Linked DNA regions of Homo sapiens: region 2 is linked to region 1. The links are chromatin loops, found by intact Hi-C in ENCODE. Cell type or tissue: OCI-LY7. All regions are shown on one strand. Links, peaks and the distances in the headings refer to the core of each region. The heading gives the core; the rest is flanking DNA.

Region 1 (15,502 bases), core at 8,285-10,784:
CAGGAGAGGTTGCAGTTATAGTTTCTTTATCTACTTCTACAGACAGAAGTTAGGAGCTTCTTTTCTCTCAGTCATCAGCTGTCACCCATCATCTACCTGGGAGCAGAACCTCCAGTGAAAGTGAGATGAGATAGGTAATGCAGCAAGTCAAAGGGAAAGATGGCAAACATCTTTGGGGGAGCAGGCTTGAAGGATGAAGAGAAACCTACTTTTGGTTAAGCGTGCAATGACTGGCTGCAGTTATCTTAGGATAAAAACTCTGGATTCTATAAATCTCTTCATCCCAATGATTTTTCTGTATTCTTTTCTTCTTGTGCTCCCTCCCTAGCCCACCCCTCTTGCTCTGTCTCGTCTGTTAATCTCTGCTTCTATGCCTAGAGACTTCTGTTCCTGAAAGATGCCATTCTATACAAGTTCTTCCATTTTGCTTTTAGATGTTTTCACACCGTGCTGGCACTCTTGCTTCAGATCTTTGTTGAGGTTCTTTATCATAATGCCCATTATGTAATGTAGTAACAACTGTTGCCTATGTTTACAGCAGGCTAAATGAGGAAATGCCAGCTGTATGACTTTATTTCATGCGCGTCTGTGTGAAGAGACCACCAAACAGGCTTTGTGTGAGCAACATGGCTGTTTATTTCACCTGGGTGCAGGTGGGCTGAGTCCGAAAAGAGAGTCAGCAAAGAGTGGTGGATTATCATTAGTTCTTATAGGTTTTGGGATAGGCGGTGAAGTTAAGAGCAATGTTTTGCGGGCAGGGGCCGATCTCACAAAGTACATTCTCATGGGGAGAATTACAAAGAACCTTCTTAAGGGTGGGGGAGATTACAAAGTACATTGATTAGTTAGGGTGGGGCAGGAACAAATCACAATGGTGGAATGTCATCAGTTAAGGCTATTTTTACTTTTGTGGATCTTCAGTTACTTCAGGCCATCTGGATGTATACGTACAAGTCACGGGATGCGATGGCTTGGCTTGGGCTCAGAGGCCTGACGTTCCTGCCTTCTTATATTAATAAGAAAAATAAAATAGTGTTGAAGTCTTGGGGCGGCGAAAATTTTTGGGGGGTGGTATGGAGAGAGAATGGGCGCTGTTTCTCAGGGCTGCTTCAAGCGGGATTAGGGGCGGCGTGGGAACCTACAGTGGGAGAGATTAAGCTGAAGGAAGATTTTATGTTAAGGGGTGATATTGTGGGGTTGTTAGAAGAAACATTTGTTGTGTAGAATTATTGGTGATGGCCTGGATACGGTTTTGTATGAATTGAAAAACTAAATGGAATAAGAGAAGGAGAAAAACAGGTATAAAAGGTCTAAGAATTGGGACGACTCAGGACATCTGATTAGAGAGTGCCTAAGGAGATTCAGCATAGCCCTGCCAGCAAAGATTATTTATTTACTTCAAGAGTTAAGAATGGCAGTTTGGGGATAGCACGAGGAGATATCAGCTGTGATGGCTTGGAGAAACAGTGTAAACCGGCAGTGTAAACAAGAGCAGGGCATGTATGAGTAGTTGAGAACGGAGAATAGGAGTATGACTAGACAGAAAATAGTAGGGATGACAAGTTTTTTTGGGGCACAGTCTAAGTTGGCCCGGTGTCTGGAATGAGACTGGGGCCTAATAAAAAGGAGCTCAAATGGGCTGTACCTTGTAGCAGTCCGAGGACAGGCCTGAATTCTGAGAGAAGCAAAAGTGGTAAAAGTATTGTCCAGTCCTTTTTAAGTTGGTGGCTGAGCTTGGTGAGGTGTGTTTTTAAAAGACCTTTAGTCCATTCTACTTTTCTTGAAGACGGAGGACCGTGAGGGATATAAAGGTTTCACTGAATACTAAGAGCCTGAAAAACTGCTTGCCTGATTTGACTAATAAAGGCTGGTCTGTTATCAGACTGTATAGAGGTGGGAAAGCTAAACTGAGGAATTACGTCTGACAGAAGAGAAGAAATGACTGCAGTGGCCTTCTCAGACCCTGTAGGAAAGGCCTTTACTTATTCAGTGAAAGTGTCTATTTAGACTAAGAGGTATTTTAGTTTCCTGACTCAGGGCATGTTGAGTAAAGCTAATTTGCCAGTCCTGGGTGGGGCAAATCCTCGAGCTTGATGTGTAGGGAAGGAAGGGGGCCTGAATAATCCCTGAGGAGTAGTAGAATAGCAGATGGAACACTGAGAAGTTATTTCCTTGAGGATAGATTTCCACGATGGAAAGGAAATGAGAGGTTCTGAGAGGCAGGCTAGTGGCTTATACTATAGCATAGCCTGCCTTTGCTGGTGTGTGGCAATTAGGCCTGGTGGAACTGCCATCAATAAATCAAGTGTGATCAAGGTGAGGAACAGGAAAGAAGGAAATATGGGGAAATGGGGTGAATATCAGGTGGATCAGAGAGATACAGTCACGGGGGTCAGGTGTGGTATCAGGAATAATGTGGGAGGCCAGATTGAAGTCTGGGCCAGGAACAATGGTAATTGTGGGACTTAACAAAGAGTGAGTACAGCTGAAGGAGCCGGGGAGCAGAAAGTATATGCGTCAGGTATGAGGAAGAAAATAGATTTTGGAAGTTATGAGAAATGTAGAGAGTGAGTTGAGCATAGTTTGCGATTTTTAGGGCCTCTAAAAGTATTAAAGCAGTGGCAGCCGCCGCACGCAGACATGAGGGCTAGGCTAAAACAGTAAGGTCAAGTTGTTCGGACAGAAAAGCTACAGGGTGCGGTCCTGGCTCTTATGTAAGAATTCTGACCATGCTAACCATGCCTAGGAAGGAAAGGAGTTGTTTTGTAAGGGATTGAGGTTTGGGAGATTAATCGGACACGATCAGCAGGGAGAGCACATGTGTTTTTACGAGAATTATGCCAAGATAGGTAACAGATGAGGATGAAATTTGGGCTTGACTGAAGTAATGGGGTCTGTCTGTGAAGCCTTGCGGCAGTACAGCCCAGGTAATTTGCTGAGCCTGATGGGTGTCAGGGTCAGTCCAAGTGAAGGTGAAGAGAGGCTGGGATGACGGGTGCAAAGGAATAGTAAAGAAAACATGTTTGAGATCCAGAACAGAATAATGGATTGTGGAGAGAGGTATTGAGGATAGGAGAGTATATGGGTTTGCCACCATGGGGTGGATAGGCAAAACAATTTGGTTGATAAGGCGCAGATCCTGAACTAACTAGTAAGGCTCGTCGGGTTTTAGGACAGGTAAAATGGGGGAACTGTAAGAGTTTATAGGCTTTAAAAGGCCATGCTGTAGCAGGCGAGTGATAACAGGCTTTAATCCTTTCAAAGCATGCTGTGGGATGGGATATTGGCATTGAGCGGGGTACGGGCGATTAGGTTTTAATGAGATGGTAAGGGGTGCATGATCGGTCGCCAAGGAGGGAATAGAGGTATCTTATACTTGTGGGTTAAGGTGGGGGATACAAGAGGAGGACGCAAAGGAGACTTTGGATTGGGAAGAAGGGCCGCAATGAGATGCAGCTGTAGCCCAGGAATAGTCAGGGAAGCAGATAATTTGGTTAAAATATCTCGGCCTAATAAGGGAACTGGGCAGGTGGGGATAACTAAAAAAGAGTGCATAAAAGAGTATTGTCTAAGTTGGCACCAGAGTTGGGGAGTTTTAAGAGGTTTAGAAGCCTGGCTGTCAATACCCACAACAGTTATGGAGGCAAGGGAAACAGACCCTTGAAAAGAAGGTAAGGTGGAGTGGGTAGCCTCCGTATTGATTAAGAAGGGGACGGGCTTACTCTCCGTGAGAGTTATCTAAATCTCAGCGTCCGTGATGGTCTACGGGACTTCCGAGGTGATTGGGCAGCGTCAGTCTTTAGCCGCTAAGCCAAGAAGGAGTCAGTCAGAGAGCCTTGGGCCAGAGTTCCAGGGGCTCTGGGAGTGGCTGCCAGGTGAGTTTAACAGTCCGATTTCCAGTGGGGTCCTGCACAGATGGGACACGGCTTAGGAGGAATCCTGGGCTGCAGGCATTCCTTGGCCTGGTGGTCAGATTTCTGGCACTTGTAGCAAGCTCCTTGGGGAGGAGGTTCTGGAGGAACGCCTGGCCGCTGCAGTTCAGGCGTTTCGAAGTTCTTGTGTGCTGGAGATGTGGCTGGGGTTTGTCTCACAGTGGAGGCAAGGAAGTGCAACTTTTTTTTGTTATTGTACACCTTGAAGGTGAGATTAATCAAGTCCCGTTGTGGGGTTTGAGGGCCAGGTTCCAATTTTTGGAGTTTTATTTAATGTCGGGAGCAGATTGGGTAATAAAATGTATATTGAGAATAAGATGGCCTTTTGACCTTTTAGGGTCTAGGGCTGTAAAGCGTCTCAGGGTTGCTGCCGAATGAGCCATGAACTGGGCTGGGTTTTTATATTTGCTGAAAAAGAGCCTAAACGCTATCTGATTTGGGATAAAGAAAAAGGAGCATTAACCTTGACTATGCCTTTAGCCCCAGCCACCTTTTTAAGAGTAAATTGCTGGGCAGGTGGGGGAGGGCTAGTCACGGAACGAAAGTGTAAGCCGGACCAGGTGTGAGGAGGGGAGGCGATAAAAAGATTATAGGGTGGAGGAGCGGAGGCTGAGGAAGAATTGGGACCTAGCTTGGCCTGGCGAGGAGGGGAGGGGTCAGATGGGTCTGTAGAAAAGGAAGATTAGAAAGACTCAGCGACGCTTGGGGTTGGGACTGAGGGGACAGGCGGGAGGGAAAGAAGGAAGATTTGGGATGAGTTGCACTGGGCACAGAGACTAGGAAGGGACTGATGTGTAAAAGAATGCCTGGATGTCAGGCACCTCAGACCATTTGCCCATTTTACGACAAGAATTATTTAGATCTTGTAGGATGGAAAAATTGAAAGTGCCATTTTCCGGCTATTTGGAACTACTGTCAAGTTTGTATTGGGGTCAAGCGGCATTGCAGAAGAAAATAAGATGCTTAGATTTTAGGTCAGGTGAGAGTTGAAGAGGTTTTAAGTTCTTAAGAATACAGGCTAAGGGAGAAGGAGGAGGAATGGGAGGTGGAAGGTTGCCCATAGTGAAGGAGGCAAGCCAAGAGAAAAGAGTAGAGACATGGAGAAGGGGTGGGGGCTTCTTGCCCTCCAGAAAAGCAGAGAAAGGGTTGGGGCATGGAAATAAGGGATTGAGACACAGAGATGAGAGCTTGGGGTGCAGAAATAAGGGATTGGGGCACAGAGATAAGAGGTCGGGGTGCGGAAATAAGGGATTGGGGCACAGAGATAAGAGGTCGGGGTGCAGAAATAAGGGATTGGGGGTTCTTGCCCCCTAGAAAAGCGGGACTTGCCGCTAAGGGTGAAGGAGAAGGGGTTGAGGGGTACTTGCCTCTCCCCCAGAAAAGCAGAGAAGGGGTAGAGACAAGGAGAGAAGGGGTTGGGGGACTTGCCGCTAAGGGTGAAGGACCAAGGCAGGTGTCCCTGCATGGTCTGACGCCTTTGAAATGTGGGTGAATCAAATACCAAGGGGAGGCTGCCTTCCCAGTCCGTGACCGGCGCCGGAGTTTTGGGTCCATGGATAAAACGTGTCTCCTTTGTCTCTACCAGAAAATGAAAGGAATTGAAATTAAGAGAAGGGAGAGATTGAAGTGTGGCACCAAGATTGAAAGGAGAAAGAGGTTGAGGGATAGTGAGGGAGGTTGGAGAAGAGAGTAAAAAGAGGCCGCTTACCGGATTTGAAATTGGTGAGATGTTTCTTGGGCTGGTGGGTCTGAGGACCTGAGGTCGTAGGTGGATCTTTCTCGTGGAGCAAAGAGTAGGAGGACGGGGGATTGATCTCCCAAGGGAGGTCCCCCAATCCGAGTCATGGCACCAAATTTCATGCGCGTCCGTGTGAAGAGACCACCAAAGAGACTTTGTGTGAGCAACATGGCTGTTTACTTCACCTGGGTGCAGGTGGGCTGAGTCCGAAAAGAGTCAGCAAAGAGTGGTGGATTATCATTAGTTCTTAACAGGTTTTGGGATAGGCGGTGAAGTTAAGAGCAATGTTTTGCGGGCAAGGGTGGATCTCACAAAGTACATTCTCAAGGGTGGGGAGATTACAAAGAACCTTCTTAAGGGTGGGGGAGATTACAAAGTACATTGATCAGTTAGGGTGGGGCAGGAACAAATCACAATGGTGGAATGTCATCAGTTAAGGCTATTTTTACTTCTTTTGTGGATCTTCAGTTACTTCAGGCCATCTGGGTGTATATGTGTAAGTCACAGGGGATGCGATGGCTTGGCTTGGGCTCAGAGGCCTGACACTTTATCTTAAGTGTTGACATATACACCCATGCATGTAAAATTACTTAATCACAGGAGAGATTTTATTTGTTTGAAGACCTAAGGCTTTCTTTTTTTTTTTTTTTTTTTTGCTAAGTCAAATTTGCCATCGATACCATTGATCCTCACGTAGGAAAATGTTTGTCTTGTGCTGTCTCTAAATAGCCACTAGATATTGCTAAAGGGCTGGGGGAAGAAAAGAATCTTAGTTTTCATCCAAGGCTTCTGAGTTACTGAATTTTACAGTTCAAGGGAAGCTTAGTGATGTTGGAAATAGGATAAAAGCCTCAACATAAAGATGGGAAGTATATCTTCAAAAAGATAAGAAGGGTAGTAATACTGACTAAGGAATACTGAATATTTAAAGGCAGTGTTGGTGGCTGGGCACAGTGTGGCTCATGCCTGTAATCCCAGCACTTTGGGAGGCTGAGGCAGGCCGATCACCTGAGGTCAGGAGCTCAGGACCAGCCAGGCCAACATCGTGAAACCCTGTCTCTACTAAAAATACAAAAATTAGGCGGGCATGGTGGCACGCACCTGTAATCCTAGCTATTCCAGAGGCTGAGGCAGGGAGAATCACTTGAACCCGGGAGGCAGAGGTTGCAGTGAGCTGAGATCGTGCCACTACACTCCAGCCTTGGTAACAGAGCAAGCCTCTGTCTAAAAAAATTAAATAAATACATAAAGGCAATGTTGGCATAGTTGAAATTGTGCATTAGCATTTTGACACCTACTTGTCAACTAGATAGCAATGTCAAATCTTTAGAGATTATCCCTCCCGTAGCATGACACTAGACTGAAGGTTCAGATCAGTTTTCAAAAAACTGTGCAAGCATTCTAGACATTATTTAAAAATCACCGTCTTTTGATTATGAATGTATTGCATTGATGTTTAAGCAATTATGGAAATGTAGAAAATTATTATTATTATTTTGAGAGAGAGTTGTGCTCTGTCATGCAGGCTGGAGTGCAGTGGCTCGATCTTGGCTCACTGCAGTCTTCGTCTCCCAGGTTCAAGTGATTCTGCTTCTTCAGCCTCCTGAGTAGCTGCGATTACAGGCATGTGGCACCATGCCCAGCTAATTTTTTGTATTTTTAGTAGAGATAGGTTTTCGCCATGTTGGCCAGGCTGGTCCCGAACTCCAGACCTCCAGTGATGTGGCCACTTCGGCCTCCCAAACTGCTGGGATTACAAGTGTGAGCCACCATGCCCAGCCCATGGGAAATGTAGAAAATTATAATACAGAACTCCATCACTCAGGGTGACTATATAGTATACTACATAATTAATATTAATATACTGTATATAATTAATACATACTATATAAGTTAACATTATGTTAGTGTTGTATAGTATATATAATATATGGTTTACTTTATAATTAACATACATAATAACATCTACTATATGTATATCTTCATCCTGTGGAAGCAATGAAGAATAATAACAAGAAAACCACCCTGTGATGCACAATACAATTCAAGGCAGAGGCCATTACCAATGTTTTTGAGTCCCCTGAGACTTCTTCCCCACTCCATTTATCTGCCTCTCCCAAGAAGTAATTGCTACTCTAAAATTTTGTTTATAATTTATTCCTTTTATTTCAAGTTTTACCACAAATAAAAGCGTCCTAAATAACATATTATTTAGTTTTTTTGTTTTTAACTTTGTAAGAATGATTTCTAAGATTCATCCATGTTGATATATCTTCACTCATTTTCTCAGTCATAAGATACCCTGTCACATAAAGTACTGCAATGTATCTGTCCATTCTCCTCTTGATGAATATTTAGATCTACTCCCTCCGTGTAAGGACAATTGGGTTGTTTCTACTTTTGGCTGTTATAAAAAATGCTGTGCATGTCTCCTGGGTGTCCTGTAGGGGTTTTTCTAGGAGTGGAATTACTAGGTTGTAGGATGCATGTTCAATTTAGGAGATGCTGCCTAACTGCTTCCACAGTGCTGGTGTCACTATTCCTGCGAGTGGTGTGGGAGAGTTCCTGCTGCTCTGTGACCCAACCAGCACTTGCTGGTCTTGGACTTTTAAATTGTTGTCGATCTGCTAATTATGAAATTGCATCTTATTATGGTGTTAATTTGCATTTCTATCATTTCATCTTTTATTTATTTATTTATTTATTTATTTATGAGATGGAGTCTCACTGTGTCACCCGGGCTGGATTGCAGTACCACAATCTCGGCTTACGGCATCCTCCGCCTGCCAAGTTCAACCGATTCTTGTGCCTCAGTCTCCCAAGTAGGTGGGATTACTGGCATGCATCACCATGCCTGGCTAATTTTTGTCTTTTTTGTAGAGATGAGGTTTTGCCATGTTGACCAGGTGGGTCTTGAACTCTTAACCTCAGGCAATCCATCTGCCTTGGCCTCCTAAAATGCTGGGATTACAGGTGTGAGCCACTGCACCTGGCCGATTTCACCTTTTAATATGGTATCAGTCATATATATGTTTTTTCTTATTTGAAATGCCTATTTAAGGCGCTTCCCCAATTTTTACTGGGTGGTTCATCTTTTTCTTATTGATGTTGATGTACAGGTATTTTTTTTTTTTTTAAGGCAGAGTCTCACTCTCAAGCTGGAGTGTAGTGGCACAATCGTGGCTCACTGCAGCCTCAACCTTCCTGGCTTATGCGATCCTCCCACCTCAGCCTCCCAAGTAGCTGGGACTACAGTTATGCATCACTATGCCCGGTTAATTTGTTATAATTTGTGTAGAGATGGGATCTTACAGTGTTGCCTAGGCTGGTCTGGAACTCCTGGGCTCAAGCAGTCCACCTGCCTTGGCCTTCAAAGTGCTGGGATTACAGGCATGAGCTACGGCACCTGGCTAGGTATTCTTTATATATTCTGGGTTTTAGTCTTTTCCTAGTTATATGTGTTTTAAGTATCTTCTTCTAATTGGGAAAGAGAATGGTGTCTTTGGATAAACAGAAGTTCTTAATTTTCACGTTGTGCAATTTATTAATTTTTTTGTTGTTAATAAATATTAATGTAAAAAAATGAATTGTCTGTCGTGGCGTAGGCCTGCCCCAGGAGGGCGTCATATTACCACATGATTTGTGTGCAATTATTCAATCTTGACTGGTGTGTGTATGATGATTTTGTATCTTGTTTAAGAAGTCTCTCCTTGGCTGGGCACGGTGGCTCATGCCTGTAATCCCAGCACTTTGGGAGGCCAAGGCAGGTGGATCATGAGGTCAGGAGATCGAGACCACCCTAACATGGTGAAACCCCTTCTCTACAAAAAAAAAAATACAAAAAATTAGCCAGGTGTGGTGGCATGCTTCTGTAGTCCCAGCTACTTGGGAGGCTGAGGCAGGAGAATTGCTTGAGCCTGGGAGGCAGAGGTTGCAGTGAGCTGAGATTGTGCCACTTCTCTACAGCCTGGGTGACAGAGTGAGACTCTGTCCCCACACCCTCGCCCCAAAAAAAGTCTCTCCTTGTCTGAATTTATAAAGATATTCTATTATGTTAAATTGAAAGTTCTGAATAAGGCACCAAGAAACAATAGGTATCATATACTGTAATTAACTGTGAGATCAACCACCCTACAGGAATTTAAACACAAGATGACCAACAGCCATCATCTATACTGAGGACATTAAATGTTTGAAAGAGGAGAGATGTGCAGGGGATTTTTGTGATGATTTATTTAGAGAAATCTTCAGGTGGGCTGCTGGTAAGCTGTGACTTGTCTCTCTCCCCCAGTCAAGTCTAGTGAAAGGGGTTTCAGTAGAATCTCTTGAAGGCTTGACATGTCTTCTGCATTTAGGGACACAGAAGACTGGTATCTGATTCACACCTGAGAAACCTAATGGATAAGAAACTATGATTGGCTCTGATCATAAATGGTGTGATGGTAGAGCAAAGAGAATGATCAGTGTGCACTGCCAGGATTTATTCAGCCAACAAGTATTCCTTACAAGCTGCATAGGAGATATACTCAAGTGAGAACCAGCCTGGTTAAATCCTGTTGATAGGACAGATTGAAAGGTGAACAGCCCTCAGTAGAGAAAATGGAGATGGACTTTGCGTTCTGTATTCCAAGGATGAAATAAAGAATCTTTGAGGCTGGGCAAGGTGGCTCACGCCTGTAATCCCAGCACTTTGGGAGGCCAAAGTGGGTGGATTACCTGAGGTCAGGAGTTCGAGACCAGCCTGACCAACATAGTGAAACCCTGTCTCTGTTTAAAAAAGATACAAAAAATTAGCCGGACGTGGTGGTGCATGCCTGTAAATCCCAGCTACTTGGGAGGCTAAGGCAGGAGAATTGCTTGAATCCAGGAGGCAGAGGTTACAGTGAGCCGGGATCATGCCATTGCACTCCAGCCTGGGCAAAAAGAGCAAAACTCTGGCCAGGCACGGTGGCTCAACCTGTAATCCCAGCACTTTGGGAGGCTGAGGCAGGCGGATCACCTGAGGTCGGGAGGTCAAAACCAGCCTGAACAACATGGAGAAACCCCTTCTCCACTGAAAAGGCAAAATTAGCCGGGCATGGTGGCCTATGCTTGTAATCCCAGCTACCGGGGAGGCTGAGGCAGGACCCAGGAGGCGGAGGTTGCAGTGAGCTGAGATCACGCCCACTGCACTCCAGCCTGGGCAACAAGAGCAAAACTGCATCTCAAAAAAAAAAAAAAAAAAAAAAAAATTCCTTTCTCCCAGATGAAGGGAACTGAATGTGAAGGATTACCCATCAGTGGTAGGTCAGGTCTCTAAAGGCATTACAAAATTCCTTATGATAGAGTCAGCTTTAAACCAATGCCAGACTCAGAGGATGCAAAACTGCCTTAGAACAATACTACTCAGACAGATGTGTGCTGGTAAATGTTAAACAACCAGGGGGAAGTTGTTAAACAAAAACTTATTTAGTGACACGTGTTAAAGCACAGTAAGGAAGACATTGTTCAGGACCACTGCAATAAGGTCTCGTAGTGGGGGACAGAGATTGGTTTCAACCCCGGAACACAGCATAGGCAAGTGGGCATTTATAGCCAAGGAGCAGGGTGTGGTCAGTGGATTGAAAATTACTAAGAGGTAAAACATCAAGGGTAAGATTTTGGCTAAGCCAGCCTAACGATATTCTTGCTAAAGACAGGCCAGTGTGATCAGTCCTCACCTGGAGAAACCTCATCAGATATCAGGGGTGATCGGGAATTTGCAATTCAGTTACTACATAGAGCCATTAATGCACATAAAATTACAATTAAATAAATTGTATTTAAAGTAAATGCAATAAACACTAAAAACTCATCACTTCCTGATTATTTTGCTACATTTTACTCAGGGGTCAGTGGAGGAGGAGAGCGAGGAAATTAAGTCTGAAAAGTTCTTGCTAAACTGACTTAGCAGGGCTCTTTGCTAAAACTGGATTTTACGATGTCTCTCTAAGATGGACCTAGGGGAAGGCTCAGAAGCCTGACTAAAGTTTGACTAAGCAAAGAATCTTTGTCGGGGGATAGCCCTGATTTGTGGCATTTGAAGATTTTTGTGGTGTAAATGTTCTAAAATTATTTCCTTACATTATTATTTGTTTCTTTCCTGTCTCTCCTCCTCCACTGACCCCAGCGTAAAATGTAACAAAATAATTAGGAAGTGAAGAGTTTTTAGTATTTATTGCATTTATTTTAAATACAATTTATTTAATTACAATTCTATGTGCATTAATGGTTCTATGTAGTAACTGAATTACAAATTCCTGAAAGTTTAACAGTCAGTTCTTACAAGCTGCTAGGAGCTGGCTCCAGTTCACCACTGACACCACTCTAGTAAGAACTTTCCTGCCTTCTTGTCTCCATCTCTCTGTCCTCCCCACACTCCAATACTAGAAGGGTCAGACTTCGTGGTTAGCTAAGAGGAGGAGGAGAACCAGGAAAGAAGAAATAATAATGTGTATAATAAGTTTTAGCAGAGAACTGAGACATTCTCTGAAAGCCCTACTTGAAAGTCAGTCCTTTATTCAACAATATAGACATTATATTAGAGAACCATGTAAAAGGTTGGAGGAGGGCAGTAAGGAAGAAAGACGAGGGAAAACACATGTTGATGGCCGGGCCCAGTGGCCCACACATGTAATCCCAGCACTTAGTGAGGTCGAGGCTGGCGGATCACTTGGGGTCAGGAGTTTGAGACCAGCCTGGGTAACATGGTGAAACGCTGTCTCTACTAAAAATACAAAAATTAGCTGGGAGTGGTGGTGCGTGCCTATAATCTCGGCTACTCGGGCGGCTGAAGCAGGAGAATCACTTGAACCCAGGAAGCAGAGGTTGCAGTGAGCCAAGATTGTGCCACTGCACTCCAGCCTGGGCCACAGGTCTAGACTCTGTCTTAAAAAATGAATAATAATGTACATTCTACATGGGCTTATGTTAATTGTGATTGCATTGCCTGTGCATAACCCACCTGAGTTACTGCAGACAGCATTGGCTGACTGCTGCTTCACTGCTTGTGTAATGATTAACTAGGACTCAACTTTGAACTGCAATAAAGAAATCACATTCTTCTCTTTGCTAGGATGTAGTTCCAAATGAAGAGGTAGCTTTGGTTTTATGGCATTCAATGCCTGTGCCGTAGTGGTTCATCTTTATACCTGGTGTGGCCTTTCTTCTCTGTCTAGAAAACTGCTCCTTCAGTCTTCCCTCTTCTTGTTTCATGCTTTCCTTGACTGAGCCACATCTCCCCTTTTGTAATCATTGTCTACCACGTGATGTTTTAAACTAAAGAACACACATTCACATTTTTTTCCTACTACAGACGATGTGAGATGAGACTGACATCCACAATATAGTCTAATTATATTTAATCAATAATTAACTCTGACAGCTGTCATCTATCAGGGAACATGTGTGATTGTTTTTAAAGTAAGTGGAGGCACTAAATCAATTAAATGAGGAAAGGCTTTTTTTTAAAAAAAATACTTTAGGTTCTGGGATACATGTGCAGAACATGCAGGTTTGTTACATAGGTATATATGTGCCATGGTGGTTTGCTGCACCCATCAACCCGTCATCTACATTACGTATTTCTCCTAATGCTATCCCTCCCTTAGCCCACCACCCCACAACAGGCCCCAGTGTGTGATGTTCCCCTTTCTGTGTCCATGTGTTATCATTGTTTAACTGCCACTTATGAGTGAGAACATACGGTGTTTGGTTTTCTGTTCCTGTGTTAGTTTGCTAAGAATGATGGTTTCTGGCTTCATCCATGTCCCTGCAAAGGACATGAACTCAGCCTTTTTTTATGGCTGCATAGTATTCCATGGTGTATATGTACCACATTTTCTTTATCCAGTCTATCATTGATGGGCATTTGGGTTGGTTCTAGGTCTTTGCTATTGTGAACAGTGCTGCAATAAACATACATGTGCATGTGTCTTTATAGTAGAATGATTTATAATCCTTTGGATATATATCCGGTAATGGGATGCTGGGTCAGATGATATTTCTGGTTCTAAATCCTTGAGGAATCACCACACTGTCTTCCACAATGGTTGAACTAATTTATACTCCCACCAACAGTGTAAAAGCGTTCCTGTTTCTCCACATCATCTCCAGCATCTGTTGTTTCCTGACTTTTCAATGATCGCCATTCTAACTGGCATGAGATGGTATCTCATTGTGGTTTTGATGTGCATTTCTCTAATGACCAGCGATGATGAGCTTTTTTTCATGTTTTTGGCCACATAAATGCCTTCTTGTGAGAAGTGTCTGTTCATATCCTTTGCGTACTTTTTGATGTTTTTTTCCTTGTAAATTTGTTTAAGTTCCTTGTAGATTCTGGATATTAGCCCTTTGTCAGATGGATAGATTGCAAAAATTTTCTCCCTTTCAGTAGGTTGCCTGTTCACTCTGATAATAGTTTCTTTTGCTGTACAGAAGGTGTAAGGATGGGGTCCAGTTTCAGTTTTCTACATACGGCTAGCCAGTCTTTCCAACACTATTTATTAAATAGGGACTCCTTTCCCTATTGCTTGTTTTTGTCAGGTTTGTCAAAGATCAGATGGTTGTACATGTGTGGTGTTATTTCTGAGGCCTCTGTTCTGTTCCATTGGTCTATGTATCTGTTTTGCTACCAGTACTGTGCTGTTTTGGTTACTGTAGCTTTGTAGTGTAGTGTGAAGTCACACAGCATGATGCCTTCAGCTTTGTTCTTTTTGCTTAGGATTGTCTTGGCTATAGAGGCTCTTTTTTGGTTCCATATGAAATTTAAAGTAGTTTTTTTTCTAATTCTGTGAAGAAAGTCAATGGTAGCTTTATAGGAATAGCATTTAATCTATAAATTACTTTGAGCAGTATGGCCATTTTCACGATGTTGATTCTTCCTATCCATGAGCATGGAATGTTTTCCATTTGTTTGTGTCCCCTTTTATTTCCTCTAGCAGTGGTTTGTAGTGCTTAAACTTGGAATCAATTCCCCATGTAAACTGAAGGATAACTGTATAAAGAAAATATTTTCTGTAATAGGAAAATGGTGCTATGTATTAGCTTAAAATTGCAGGAAGAAATGACTAAGTATTCCTTCTTTTCTTGAGGCTTTAAGTAGGAATCCATTTCCTTGCATTTTACAGTTTGTAAAGACTGCTCGAATTCTTTATTTCATGCCCCCACCCACCTTTCATTTTCTTTTCTTTTTTTATTAAGTTTAAGTCCGGGTACATGTGCAAGATGTGCAGGTTTGTTACATAGTTGAACGTGTGCCATGATGGTTTGCTGCCCCTATCAACCCATCACCTAGGTATTAAGCCCAGCATGCATTAGCTATTTTTCCTAATGCTCTTCCCAGACCTACTCCATCACCCAACAGGCCCCAGTGTGTGTTGTTCTGCTCCCTGTGTCCATGTGTTCTCATTATTTAGCTCCCACTCATAAGCAAAAACATGGTGTTTGGCCGGGCGCGGTGGCTCACGCCTGTAATCCCAGCACTTTGGGAGGCCGAGGCGGGTGGATCATGAGGTCAGGAGATCGAGACCATCCTGGCTAACAAGGTGAAACCCCGTCTCTACTAAAAATACAAAAAATTAGCCGGGCGCGGTGGCGGGCGCCTGTAGTCCCAGCTACTCGGGAGGCTGAGGCAGGAGAATGGCGTGAACCCGGGAAGCGGAGCTTGCAGTGAGCCGAGATTGCGCCACTGCAGTCCGCAGTCCGACCTGGGCGACAGAGCGAGACTCCGTCTCAAAAAAAAAAAAAAAAAAAAAAAAAAACATGGTGTTTGGTTTTCCGTTCCTGCATTAGTTTGTTGAGGATAATGGCTTCC
Region 2 (15,502 bases), core at 8,511-11,010, 470 kb after region 1:
GTGCTGCAGTTCCTCTGCCAGGGTGGTGTCATTGGGGTCTATCTGTGAGCTGTGCCTCATCCAGCAGTAACCAGTCTTAACAGGGTGGTTTGAAGTGGGATTAGTCAATACCAGGCTCACCACCTGCCTCTACGTAAGTGGGACCCAGTGGAGACCTGAACCTTCGTTCTCATCCATCATCAAGGACACTGAACAAAGCTGTGCAAGTGGGGGCCTGTAAACACTCTACTTTCCCCATAACTTTCATCTTAGTGAGGCCCAGTGGGGAGACAAACCTCCACATTCAATTGGCGTCCACAAGACTGAACAGTGCAGTAGGAGGAAAGACTAGTTGGTATTCACGTCCCTGCTGCTGCTGCCCCAAGCAACAGGGGAGCTTCAAGGGGAGCTGAGCCTCCACACTCATTTGCCATCAATGAAGCAGAATGAGGGGGTGTGAAGCAGGATAGTCAACATTCCCATTTCCCAATCCCCTGGTGTCAATGGGGTCCAGTGGGGAGCTGAACTCCCAACTCCACCTGTATGAGGAGGAAAGAGGTGGTGGGGAGTGGGAGGCTTGGCATTACACTTTCCACCTTCTCCTCCCCTGAGGACCACAGGGCCCAGCCGGGAATGAGCTTCAGTCACACCTTGCAGAAACAAAGCAGTGTGAGTTGCCCTCTACTTCTTCCTAGGTGGCAGTGGGGCCCAGATTTGTTTTTTCTCATGTTGCTGATCTTATCCCCCCGACTCAAAGGCAACATGACAGTGCAAGGCAATGTTCCACTTTTACCACAAAGATGTCAAACAGAACTGGTGAGAGAGCTGAAATTCCACTTCGTCATCTGGACTGAGGCAGTGTTTCGAAGCACCCAACTTTTGTTGGGGTGGTGTCAGTGAGGCTGAACAGGGAGCTGGGCATATACACTCACCTGGCTCCTGGCTAATGCTTCAAGAAGAACACTGCCTGACAAGCGAGAAAGAAAAGGACCCAAAATGTCCAGAATACAGTTGAAAATCACTTGTCATACCAAGAATGAGGAAAATCACAACTTGAATCATAAGAAACAATCAACAGACATCAAAATGGAGATAAATGATATGCTGAAAATTTCCAATAAGGACTTTAATTATAATGTGTCTTGGCACTGATTCCTAGAATAACTGGAATCATACAGAGAATGTTCTCTGCCCACAATGAAATCAAACTAGAAATCGATAACAGAAAGACAGCAGGAAAAACTCCAAAGACTTGGGAAATTGAACGTCAAACTTATAAATAAATCATGAGTCAAATAGGAAGTCTCAAAGGAAATTACAAAACACACAGAACTGAATAAAATGAAAATATATCAAAATATATATAAGATGGTGGTAAAGCAGAGATTTGTAAGAAATTTCTATCACTTAATGCTTATGTTAGAGGAGAGGAAAGATCTCAAATTAGTAATACAGATTTCAACCTAAGTAAACTAGAAAAATGAGAGCAAAGCACACACAAAACAAGCATTGGACAGATAAAAATAAGAACATAAGTCAGTAAGATTAAAAATGGAAAACAACAGTGCAAATCAGTGATATAAGAAGCTGGCTCTGTGAAGAAAATTAATAAAATTGATAAACCTCTAGCAAGACTGACAAAAATTTTAAAAAGACACAAATCACCCATATCAGGAATGAAACACAGCTATCACTACAGATCTGGCAAGACTGACAAAAATAAAAAAAAGACACAAATCACCCATATCAGGAGTGAAACAGGAGCTATCACTACAGATCTGGCATCCATTTAAAGGATAACAAGGAACTAATACAAACAAATTAGAAATTGTTGACATAAATTTGACAACTTAGAAGAAATGGATCAAATCCTTGAACACTGCCAACTACCAAGACTCAACCAAGATGAATGAGACAACCTGAACAGTTCTATAAAAATTAAAGAAATTGAATTAATAAACAAAAAGTTCCCCAAAAGAAATCTCCTGGCTTAAATGACGTCACTGGAGAATGCTACCGAACATTTAAAGAAGAATGGGCACCAATTTTCCACAATGCCTTCCAGAAAATAGAAGAAGGAACATTTCCCACCTCCTTTTATGGGGCTAACATTACCCTGATACCAAAAGCAGATAAAGAGAGTACAAAAAGAGAAAACTATAGTCCCACATCAATCCTGAACTTAGGAAAAAAATCCTCAACAAAATACGAGCAAATCAAATCCAGCAATGCATAAAAAGAATTATACACCACTACCAAATGAAATTTATTATAGGTACAGGCTGGTTTAACATTAAAAAATCAATCAATATAATCCACCACACCAACAGGCTAAAGAAGAAAAATCATATGATCATATCAATTAACACAGAAAAAGCATTAGATAAAAAAATTCAACACTGACTCATGATAAAAACTCTCAGCAAGTTAAGAATAGAGGGGAACTAATTCAACTTGTTATGGAAAACTTGCTGCTAACATCATACTGAAAGGTGAAAGACTGAATGCCTTCTCCCTATGGTCAGGAAGAAGGCAAAGACTCTGCTCTTGTGACTCTTATTCTGCTTGGTAGAAGTTTTAGGCTACTATGATAAGGCAAGAAAAAAAAAATAACAGCATATGAATTGGAAAAGAGGAAATAGAACTGTCCTTATTTGCAGACATGATTGTTTATGTAAGAAAATCCCAAGGAATCACCAAAAACTTCCCAGAATGGAAAGTGAGTTCAGCAAAGTAGTAAGGCATAAAATCAACATACAAAAATCAATTGCATTTCTATACACAAACAAAAAACATGTGGAAACTGCATTTAAAAACACAATACCTAGGCCAGGTGTGGTGGCTCATGCCTATAATCCCAGCACTTTGCAAGGCCAAGGCGGGCAGATCACCTGAAGTCAGGAGTTTGAGACCAGCCTGGGCAACATGGCGAAACCGTCTCTGCTAAAAATACAAAAATTAGCTGGGCGTGGTGGCAGGCGCCTGTAATCCCAGCTACTCAGGAGGCTGAGGCAGGAGAATTGCTTGAATCTGGGAGGTGGAGGTTACAGTGAGCTGAGTTCATGCCACTGCACTCCCATCCTGGGCAACAGAGTGAAACTCCATCTCAAAACAAACAAACAAAAAAACCACAATACCAGTTAAAATCTCCCCAAAGAAAATGAAATACTTAAGTATAAACTTAAAACATGTATGAATCTGTATGCTGAAAATTATAAAATTCTGATGAAATAAATCAAAGATATAAAAAAAGAGAAACGTGATTATAAATTAGAAGATGCAACAAAGTAAAGATGGCAATCTCCTCAAATTGATTTACAAATTTAATTCTTATAAAAATCCCAGTAATATTTTTTGCTGACATAAATAAGCTTATTTAAAGTCACAGGTCCTATCTAAGATGATCCTGAAAAAGAGGGTAAGTGGGAAGAATCACTCTATCCAATACTAGGCCTATTACATAACTACAGTATTCATGACAGGGTGGTATTGGTGGATGGACAGATATATAGATCAGTGAAACCCAACAGTGAATCTACAAACACATTCACATAGCTTCAGGGCACTGGGATAGATGAAAAGTTCTGAAGACTTGACAGCAAAAGTGTAATCCATAAAAGAATAATTGGACTTCATGAAAATTAAAAACTTTTTCTCAGAGAAAGATCATATGAAGAAATGGAAAGGTAAGTTACAGAGTGGGAGAATGTATCTGCAAACCACGTATCAGAGCAAGATCTAGTATCTAGAGTATATAAAGAACTCTTAAAACTCAACAGTAAAAAAAAATAGTGGATAAAAGACATGCACAGATATGTAAAAAGAGAATATGCAGATGGCAGATAAGCACATGAAAAGAGGTTATCATCATTAGCCATTAAGGAAATGCAAATTAAAACCACAAAAGACACCACTATAGAACTGCTCTAATGGCTAAAATAAATACTGATAAAACCTAATGCTGGTGAGGATGTAGAGAAACTTGATCACTCGTACATTGCTGGTAGGAATGTAAAATGGTACAACTACTCTGGAAAACAGTTTGGCGGTTTCATATAAAGTCAAACATGCAACTATCATATGACCTAGAAAGTAAATTCTTGGGTATTTATCCCAAAGTAATAAAAACCCATCTACACACAAAAATCTGTACATGAATGTTTACAGCAGCTTTATTCATAATAGCCCCAAACTGGAAAGAATCCAGACACCCTTCAGTGAATGAACTGATAAACACACTGTGGTACATCCATACCACGGAATACTACTCAGCAATAAAAAGGACTCAACTATTGGTACACACAACAACCTGGATGAAACTCAAAGGAATTAGGCTGACTGAAAAAAGTCACTCCTAAAAGGTTACATACTGTATGATTTTATATACATAACATTTTTGCGATGACAAAATTATAGAACTGGGGAACAGATAGTGGTTGCCACAGGCCAGAGTTAGGAGTGTAGGTGGGTTTAACTATAAAGGAAGTAGGAGGGATCCTGTGTTGATGGAACTGTTCTGTATTTTGACCAAAACAATGTCAATATCCTGGCTGTGATATTATTATTACACAATAGTTTTTCAAGCTGCTACTATTGGTGGAAACTGGATAAAGGGTAAATATGATTCCTCTGTATTATTTCTTATATTTGCATGTGAATGTACAATTATCTCAATATTTTAATTAAAAATGTATATATAATCAAAGAGAAAGAGCCATACATAAAGCCTAAGCAAGGGTCATCCAGCAAAGGTCAGGGCAACACAAGGCAGGCAAATAGTAGGGTGCATGGCATATGCTGTGGGGCCTGGCAGGGTACGGGCCCTGTGTGGAAAATACAGCCGAGTTGGGTGATGGCCTGGCAGGGTTGAGAGACTGGTTAGGAAAAGTACGGCTGAGTAAATAAGCAAACATACTGGGGATAATAAGAGCCAGGTTTCTCATTCTTACATAATTATAAATGGGAACAGCTATAAAGATGGTGTAATAATGGATTAGAATTGAAAGTATTGGCCAGGCGTGGTGGCTCATGCCTGTAATCCCAGCACTTTGGGAGGCAGAGGCGGGCGGATCACGAGGTCAGGAGATCCAGACCATCCTGGCTAACCGGTGAAACCCCATCTCTACTAGAAATACAAAAAATTAGCCGGGCGTGGTGGCGGGCGCCTGTAGTCCCAGCTACTCGGGAGGCTGAGGCAGGAGAATGGCGTGAACCCGGGAGGCGGAGGTTGCAATGAGCCAAGACTGTGCCACTGCACTCCAGCCTGGGCGACAGAGCGAGACTCCGTCTCAAAAAAAAAAAAAAAAAAAGAAAGTATTGGCTGGGCATGGTGGCTCACGCCTATAATCCCAGCACTTTGGGAGGTTGAAGCAGGCAGATTACTTGAGGTCAGGAGTTCAAGACCAGCCTGGCCAACATGGTGAAACCCCGTCTCTACTAAAAAAATTAGCTGGGCGCAGTGGCGGGTGCCTGTAATCCAAGCTACTTGGGAGGCTGAGGCAGGAGAATTGCTTAAACAGAGGAGGCGGAGGTTACAGTGAGCAGAGATTGCACCACTGCACTCCAGCCTGGGAAACAGAGCGAGACTCTGTCCAAAAAAAAAAAAAAAAAGAATTGGAAGTACCAAAGTGAACTTGTGGTTTTCAATATATATAGACAGAAACAGAAATAAATATACAGTTGACTCTTGAGGTTTTAACTGAGCTGGTCCACTTATATGCAGATTTTTATCAACCAAAAGGTACTGAAAATACAGTATATGCAAGATGCAAAACCCTTTAGTATGGGTGGGTACCACAGAGGAGACTGTGAGACTTGAGTATGCATGGATTTGGTATACCGGGGGTGGGAGGGTCCTGGAACCAATCCCCTGTGTACAAGGAGGGATGACTGTACCCGTAAAAATGGACAGGTACATATGTATATGTATGAACACATATTTCCCAGCTTTGTCCCCTAAAAGGGGTTGGGAATCATGATATACCAGTAGTAGTGAGCATACCAGATCTTGGTTATATTTCCTACTAAAAAGAACCAAGGCTCCTTGAAGAAATGGCTGATTTCTGGGCCAGGGCAAGAAGAGAATAAAATGAGCTGGAAGATCTTGCTGTGCCAGAGAGTGAGGAATATAGGAATGGTGGGGACATGTAAAATGGACATTGTAAACAGCTTGATGGGGTTCTTACTGTCCAAATATGGGGAAACTGAAGCATCCAAATAAATCATAGTAAAGGATTACAATCCACTGAACAAAATAGGAATCCACGCTAAATAAATAAATAATCGAACAAATAATGGGAAATTCTTCCTTACACTAGAATGCTAACTAATAAAAACAGAAGGAATAATGAAATTAGAAAATCTCCAGTTATCGGAGGGTTGGGCAGGCGAAGAAAATCTCCAGTTATCTATCACAGTAATAATTAATTCAGGCAAGAAACAGCAATAGATGCTAAAACTGCTAGGTAAAAGTTGGATGTGGAACAGGATATTTACGTAGTCTGAAATCATCTCTCCTTAAAATATTAACTATGAGGGGAGAAAGAATAATTTATAATGGATAAACTTTGGCAGACACCACTTTACTGATGTGATCAAACTAAACATAACCAGTGACGGGGCAAAATGACATCTTGTGTTATCTGTGACCCTTCTACCAAAAATGCATAATCTCAGTCTTATCATGAGGAAACAGCAGACAAACCCAAACTGAGGAACATGTTACAAAAAAAAAATTGTCTATAATCTTAAAAAATGTTAAGGTCATAAAGGTCAAGAAAGGAGTGACTAGGGCCTTTGAAAGGGATTTAAAAAACATTACCAGAATCATTTTCCTATTAAAGGATATTATTGGGACTGCTGACAAAACTTGAATGGGGGTCTCTGAGTGAACAGAATGTAGGAGTTCTTTTGTGTGCTTTTCTTGTACCTTTACTGTAAGTTTGAAATTATTTCAAAATAAAAAAATTAACATCACAAAAAGCAAGACAATCATACAGCCTGGGCATCCTGAGGGAGGAATATAGCACTGCCCATGAAACAGTCTTGTTAATTAAAAAAAATCTGACTAGACTCTACATCTATCTACCAATTTATAGAAAATATCATGTCGATATTATCAGCAAAATACAGGTTGTGGCAAACTCCACAAGGCAAAAAAACCTGTTTTCTCCAACAAATAAACTGTAAGGAAAAAGAGACAGAGGGAAGCCCAAGTTTAAAAGAGATTGAAAGCCGGGCACGGTAGCTCACGCCTGTAATCCTAACACTTTCAGAGGCTGTGGTAGGTGGATCACCTGAGGCCAGGAGTTTGAGACCAGCCTGGCCAATATGGCTAAACCCTGTCTCTACTAAGAAAACAAAAATTAGCCAGGCATGGTGGCGCATGCCTGTAATCCCAGCTACTCGGGAGGCTGAAACATGAGAATCGCTTGAACTTGGGAGGCAGAGGTTACAGGGAGCTGAGATGGTGCCACTGCACTCCAGCCTGGGAGACAAAAAAGAAAAGAGATTGAAGCTAAATAGCAACCAATTACAATGTATTGACTTTTTTTGGATCCCAATTCAAACAAATTATACACACACAATATATACATGTATAATTATATCTATGGTATATCTATAAGACAATTAGAAAATTGAACACTGTTTAGATATTTGATGATATCAAGTAAATAATGTTGATTATTTGAGGTATGGTAGTAATAATGTGGTTTATTATTATTATTATTATTTTTTTTTTTTGAGATGGAGTCTCACTCTGTCACCCAGGCTGGAATGCAGTGACATGATCTTGGCTCCCTGCAACCTCTACCTCCCGGGTTCAAGCAATTCTCCTGCCTCAGCCTCTCGAGTAGCTGGGATTACAGGCATACGCCACCATGCTCGGCTAATTTTTTTGTATTTTTAGTAGAGATGGGGTTTCACCATATTGGCCAGGCTGGTCTCGAACTCCTGATCTTATGATCCACCCACCTCAGTGTCCCAAAGTGCTGAGATTACAGGCGTGAGCTACCGCGCCCAGCCAATGATGTGGTTATTTAACAAAATGACGCGATGCCTTGAGTTTGCTTCAAAGTAATACTGATGCAGGGAACTGAGTGAGAGAAGTGAGTGGCTGAGATTGTTAAAGCTGGGTTATGGTACATATTTGAGGGATGATGCATATATGGGGGATGATACAAATATGGGGATCTTTATTTTATTCTGTATACTTTTGTGTTTGAAATTTTCTGTAATAAAAGTTTTTTTATTTTTTATTTTTTAATTTTTTTATGGCCGGGCATGGTGGCTCACTTCTGTAATCGCAGCAGTTTGGGAGGCTGAGGCAGGCGGGTCATTTGAGGTCAGGAGTTCAAAACCAGCCTGGCCAACATGGTGAAACCCCATCTCTACTAAAAACACAAAAATGAGCCGGGCGTGGTGGCATGCACCTGTGGTCCCAGCTACTCAGGAGGCTGAGACAGGAGAATCTCTTGAACCTGAGAGGCGGAGGCTGCAGTGAGCCAAGATTGCATCACTGCCCTCCAGCCTAGGCAACAGAGTGAGACGCCATCTCAAAAAATAAAAAAAAAGTAAATTTTTTTTAAGTAGTAGAATCAAGATTTAACTCTAGTTCTGTCTCACTCCACAGCTACTTCTTGATAAGTTTTCTGTTTTCCTTTAAAAATAAATACTTTATGTATCCCCCCAATTAAATTTTCCCATGAATCATTATATAACATTTAAAAAAATACTTCCCATCCACAAACATAATAAAGTATAACTATCTTTATAGATGAGATATGCTTTAATAAAATTAGCTATAAAGCAGATGTTATTTGTCTAGATTTTTTCCTAATTAAAAATTAGCTGCATTTATACTAAGAGGAAAATTTTAATTAAAAAATGTTTTTTGGAAAGGTAAAAATCAGCATACCTAGTGGATCACAATACAGGTGGTACAACCTTCCTGGGGGTATTTGGAAATATGCCGGGTTTTTTCATTGTCACTGGAACCTGGGGATGCTACTGGATTTAGTGGTAGGGGTCAGAGATGCTATATGTCTTAGGTGCTCAGAGCTCTCCAGCACAACAAAGAGTTGTCCCACCCGCAAAGCCAACAGAATTGCCATTGAGAAACACCAACTAAGAGGTAACATTTACAACAGAAGAAAGAAAAGGGAAAAAGGTTTGTCTGACTCAGACTTGTTGGCTGAAGAGTTACTCAGGGGGAAAGAAACATTATTCTAGAAGGGAAGCAGCCACTAGACATCTAGAAGGGAAGCAGCCACTAGACATCATTCTTGTGTTTGTTTTAGACAGTACTTCTTTCTAAGACCAGGGAAACTAACACATTAAGTCTGGCACCTAGAAGCTGTCCACAAATGGTAGTTACCAGTAGTATTAGTGCCTCTAGGGCCAAACACAGCAAAGACAGATGAAGGAGTATCTACAAGCATACGGAGTTTAGACAAGATGAGAAGTGGGAAACAATGGTTTTCTTGATGAGAGAGAACGCCCCCTGGTGGAGTGGTCAGATTCCAGCAAGAACACAACAGAACTGACTTGTTCCTAGCAAGTGTTGAACTCAATACCTTTAGTTAGACCCTTACTCCTTTACTCTTCTTCCTATCATCTAATCCATACTTAGGGGAGAAATCCTTCAAAGTTCTCCATACAGTAGGACTAAAGTGAAGGTGGGCAAAGCCCCAAGGGGGCAGTTAGAAAATACTGCAAGTGGTACTGCCAAGAGAAATTACTTAACATCTCCCTTGGCTAACTGCCGGTGGTGGTAGCAAGACCAGCAATATCTAAAGCAGAAGCAGGGAGGCTCCCAGCTCAGAGCTTGTGATGGTCAGGACGAGTAAAGGGCAAATGTGGTAGTAAGAGTTCAAGTCACGACACTTGTCCTTGCCTGGGGTGTCATATAAAAAGCAAAATGGCATGGGAGAAAAGACACTGGGAGAAGTAGGGCTGGAGTGCTTCTGGATGTGCTAAGTGGCACTTACAACTAATGAAAGGAGAACAAAATTAAAGTTTGATTCATAAGTAGGCCTTTGATGATAGGAACAAATGCATAATCTCAGCTGATGATAATTATGCAGGAGACAAACACTGTTTGCAATACTCCTTCTTAAAAGGCCAAGGCCATTATTCAGGATTTTGAAAAGGAATTCTAACAGGCCAAGATGGTAAGGCAGTAAGTAATACTTGCAACCTGGGATTCCAATATGAAGAAGAGAGCCTTTTCTTTTGTGTCCATTCATATAGCTACTTTTATTAAATGCCAGCTTGCACAGAGAGACAAAAAGTGTATTAAAGAGACATTACCTTTCATGTTTGCAACACACTCGCTGTTATTCACCAAGGTAGAATATGGTTGTTCATTCTGAGGCAAGACTCCTGCAGCCATGGTAGTCTGTTGGAAAAAAAATTATTTTTTGAAAGTTTGCCTTGGGACAGTCATTTATTAATCACCCAAAATATGGCTAGACCTTTGTTATCCAATGCTGCAGTCACTGGCCAAGTGGCAGATACTTGAAATATGGCTAGTCAGGTTGAGATGTGCTGTTAAGTGTAAAATACACACAAGATGCTGAAAATTTAACACAAAAAATACAATGTAAAATACCTCAATAATTTTTACATTAATTACACATGCTAAATTTCATGGCTAACAGATTATTGTATTGCTCAAATGATACAGTTTCCATTGAGAAAAGTTAATTAAATCTTCTTAGATGTCAAAAAACCAAAAATTATACTTATTAAGTTATTTCTATGTGCCAGACACCAGTATTAAGTCACTTTTTTCTAAAAAGAACTCTACGAAGTAGCTATCATCCCCTATTTTAAAGGGGTAGAAGTCATGTCAGTAGGATTAACACACACTAAGTAGTAGGGTGGTAGTTAATCCCATCTTTCAGCTTCCAGTTCAGTTTTTTCAATTAGTACACAGCTGCGGATGAAAGAAATTCTAATAAAGATGATCTCAACATTTTTGAGCTTCCAGATAAACAACTGTGTAATTCAACTTTGTAGTTCCTAAGTGTACCTCAATGTAAATATTGATGAAAACAAAACTCAGTTGTGGAATTTTATAAATGACAAAACTATTTCCATAAAATGCAAGCACATAACCCAGAAAAGTTTATGGAGTTGACTGTGATACAAGATAAAATAACACGATTCAAACGTTTTTTCTAAATAATGATTTTAATAATTTTCTTGGCAAAACCATGTTTACGGTTTGAACATCTATTATTGGGAGGTCAAATATTATACTTTTATTAGCTTATTAAATGGCTATGAATTTTATTTAAAGGCAATAAAAACTTGTTGAAATTCTTGTACCAATAAATCTACAATGGTAATTAAATCCAGCCCTAATTAATATTTTTCTTTGGTGCACTGGATCATTCCTCTGAGAAAAAAGTCACTTCTCAAATCTCAGTGATTCTTTGAGAATTTCAAGTTCACTAAAATTTTACTTCTAAAAGCAATCTTTATACGCTCAAAAAAGTACAAAATTTAAAATCTAAAATCCTATTTGATAAAGCTGTTTCCCTTCAAAAGAAATACAGGAATTAAAATCACAGGGGTGATCTAAAGTGAAATTAAAAAGAATGCTTCCTGAAATATTAATAATGTCACACACCAGGTATCATACTAATTAATGCAAAATTTTATAATGTGCATAGTATTTCAAATGAACGTTACATAAAGACATTAAGTAAAGGGACTAATGGAACAAGTTGTTCCAGGAAATTCATTAGCAAAAACTTAATTTGAAAGGATATCCATTAAGATTAGACTTAGATAAAACATTTTTTACCATATTTTAAAATTTGGACTATTTTCTTAAAACATTTTGATGAGAAAAACAATTATCACCATATTAGAATCATGGAATTTTGGAGCAGCTGGGACGCTAGCCCTGGCTATTTTGTATATAAGAAGTTATGAACCATGTCCCAGAGAAGGTCCTGCCTTGTCCCACATGATACAGCATGGAGAGTGACAGAGCATGCTGGTGACAAACTTGGACCAGTCATCACTTTTTTTGTGAAGCTTTCCCTGCCCTCACTCTTTGCTCTTCAGCTATAATGTAATGAAACATGTATACCTGACAGTCTCCCCTGTAGACCATGGGGTCATGAGGATGAGTTATGACTGGTTCACCTTTATGTCTCTAGAGAATGGAAAAGCCAGTATATAGGTACCCTCGTGACACAACTGTCAAACTGAAATGGACCATATTAGACTGAGTTCCTTGAGTCTATTCACGTCTTATTTATCTCTGTATCCTAAAGCCTACCGAAAACATGTCTAATATGGTTTGGATCTGTGTCCCCACCCAAATCTCATGTCAAATTGTGTTCCCCAGTGTTGGAGGTGGGGCCTGTGGGAGATGACTGGATCATAAGGATGGATCCTTCATGAATGGTTTTGCATCATCTCCTTGATGTTGTGGTAGAGTTCTCATGATATCTGGTTGTTTAAAAGTGTGTAGCACCTCCCCGCCCTTCCTCCTGCTCCTGCTCCCACTTTGCCTTCCACCATGAGGCCTCCCCAAAAGCAGATGCTGCCATGCTTCCTGCACAGCCTGCAGAACCATGAGGCAATCAGACCTCTTTTCTTTAGAAATTACCCAGTTTCATGTATTTCTTTATAGCAATGCGAGAATGGACTAATAAAGATACTTGAAAATGTGGAGGCAGCTTTGGAACTGGGTAATGGGCAGAGGTTGGAAGAGTGGGAAGGGGTCAGAAGACTGGAAGATGAGGGAAAATTTGGAACTTCCTAGAGACTTGTTGAATGGTTGTAACTAAAATGCTGATAGTGATATGGAAAGTGAAGGCCAGGCTGAGGAGGTCTCAGATGGAAATGGGGAATTTACTGGGAACTGGAGCAACAGTCACTTTTGTTAAACCTTGGCAAAGAGCTTGGCTGGATTGTGCCCCTGCCCTAGGTATCTGTGGAACTTTGAACTTGAGAGAGAATTTAGGGTATCTAGTGGAAGAAATTTCTAAGCAGCAAAACATTCAAGAAGTCACCCGGCTGCTTCTAAAAGCCTATGCTCATATGCATGAGCAAAGACATGACCTGAAACTAAAACTTATATTTAAAAGGGAAGCAGAGCATAGAAGTTTGGAAAATTTGCAGCCTGGCCATGTGGTAGAAAAGAAAAGTCCATTTACAGGAGAGCAATTCAAGCAGGCTGCAGAAATTTGCACAACGAAAAGGAAGGCAAGTGCTGATAGCCAAGACAATGGGAAAAACGCCTTGAAGGCATTTCAGAGACCTTCCAGGTAGCCCCTCCCAACACAGGCTCAGAGGCCTAGGAGGAAAGGATGGTTCTGTGGGCTATGCCCAGGGCCCTGCTGCCCTGTGCAGCCCCAGGACACTGCTCCCTGCACCCCAGCAGCTCCAGCTGTAGCTAAAATGGGCCCAAGTACAGTTGAGGACACTGCTTAAGAAGGTGCAGGCCGTAAGCCTTGGTGTCTCCCATGTGGTGTTAAGCCTGCAGGTGCACAGAATGCAAGAGCTGAAGCTTGGGAACCTCCACCTAGATTTCAGAGGATATATGGAAAAACCTGAATGTCCAGGCCGAAGCCTGCTGCAGGGGCAGAGCCCTCATGGAGAACTGCTACCAGGGCAGCACAGAGGGGAAATGTGGGGTTGGACCCCCTACACAGAGTCCCCACTGGGGCACTGCCTAGTGCAGCTGTGAGAAGAAGGCCACTGTCTTCCAGACCCTGGAATGACAAAGTCTCCAGCAGCTTGCACCCTGTGTCTGGAAAAGCCATAGGCACTCAATGCCAGCCCATGAGAGCAGCCTTAAGAGATGAACCCTGCAAAGCTACAGGAGCCGAGCTGCCCAAGGCCTTGGGAGCCCACCCTTTGCATCAGTGTTCCCATGGAGTATTTTGGAGCTTTAAGGTTGAATGAGTGCCCTGCTGGGTCTCAGACTTGCATGGAGCTTGTAGCCCCTTTCTTTTGGCTGATTTCTCCTTTTCGGAATGGGAGTATTTACCCCATGCCTATATCCCCATTGTATCTTAGAAGTAACTAATCTGGTTTTGATTTTACAGGCTCACAGGTGGAAGGTACTAGCCTTGTCTCTGATAAGACTTTGGACTTTTGAGTTAGTGCTGGAATGAGTAAAGACTTTGGGGGTACTGTTGGAAAGGCATAAGTGTATTTTGCAACGTGAGAAGGACATGAGATTTGGAGGGGCCAGAAGTGGAATTGTATGGTTTGGATCTGCATCCCCACCGAACTCTCATGTGGAATTGTAATCCCCAATGTTGAAGGTGGGGCTTGGTGGGAGGTAACTGGATCATGGGTGGGGGCAGAGTTCTCATGAATGGTTTAGCATGATCCCCCTTTGGTAGTGTATAGTGAGTGAGTTCTCATGGGATTCAGCTGTTTAAAAGTGTGTAGCACCTCCCCCTGCCTTCCTCCTGCTTCTGTCATGTAAGATGCCTGCTCTTGCTTTGCCTTCTGCTATGAGTAAAAGCTCCCTGAGGCTTCCCCAGAAGCCGATGCTGCCATGCTTCCTGTACACCTGCAGAACTGTGAGCCAATTAAACCTCTTTTCTTTATAAATTACTCAGTCTCTGGTATTCCTTTATAGCAACGGGAGAACAGACTAACACAATGACTATTTAAAAAGTATATGTTGAGTTAATTGTCCTCTTCTGGGTTACAATTATGGACTACTTTAAAGACTTATTTCTAACTAATCCTTCAGAAACTTTAAGTTGTAAGGAACCTCAGAAGTTCCTCTCGGAGAATCCTAACCAAATGTGAGCACACTCTCCACAATATCTTTGTCTAAACAGTAACAGTGACATCATTACACAGCTCTGGTAGCCAGAAAGCTTTTTATAATATTACCACTCTGTAATTTCTACCCACTGGTCCTATTTCTGCTCACACAGAACAATACACCCTTTCTTCCATATATCTAAAGCTAGTGATCATGCTCCCCTCACTTCTGATATATAGCTTCCCAGATGATACATCAGCAGTTCCCTTTACCTTTTGTCATAAGTAATGTTTCTAGATCTCCTCATCAGCTTGGATGCTCTTTTCTATATATATACTCTATAGTTATTAATATTCTAGTGCCCAGAACTGAAGTCTAGTCCCCAGATGTGGAACAATCATCAAAAATCAAAACAAAACCAGTCACCTTCCTTATCTGAAAAGTTTATGTGGCTTATTATCACATTAGCATTTTCAGCAATCTCAAGACACATCAGGATACAACAACAGTCAAAGAATAAAGCTGGTCCATATATTTTGATGCTAAAAAAGATATTCATTAGGGATAATTAAACATATATGAAAGTTTCAAGTGAATAAATGGTATAGAATGAAAAATAAAAGTCTCCACCTTCTATCCCCCCAAGCCAAGTTTTATCCCACAGAAGTAGACCATTTAAACTCTCACTTTAGTTATTCTGGGGCTGGGGGTAATAATCACTATACTTAGACCTCCGGTTCTTATGCTACCGTCTTTAAACCATACTAC

Evidence for each region. Peaks named below come from ENCODE experiments on the same cell type or tissue, not always from the same donor. Only the 100,000 strongest peaks of a DNase experiment are listed, where the experiment ranks them.
Region 2: it touches region 1 in a loop (4-fold over the local background); 2 of 110 quality-filtered maps call a loop at or near these places.

Annotation. Positions count from the first base shown.
Region 1 is chr9:94,530,584-94,546,085 of GRCh38, reverse strand. No RefSeq gene overlaps it. Among named protein-coding and RNA genes, the nearest start is that of PCAT7, 17 kb to the left of the region's middle. RefSeq lists an enhancer at 9,543-9,712. In OCI-LY7, for the core only: CTCF peaks have their summits at 9,083 and 9,282; a DNase peak (open chromatin) is centred at 9,305; H3K27ac peaks cover 1,186 bases.
Region 2 is chr9:94,059,610-94,075,111 of GRCh38, reverse strand. It overlaps a transcript of PTPDC1 not described here. Among named protein-coding and RNA genes, the nearest start is that of PTPDC1, 17 kb to the left of the region's middle. In OCI-LY7, for the core only: CTCF peaks have their summits at 9,264 and 9,479 (motif pointing left); a DNase peak (open chromatin) is centred at 9,471.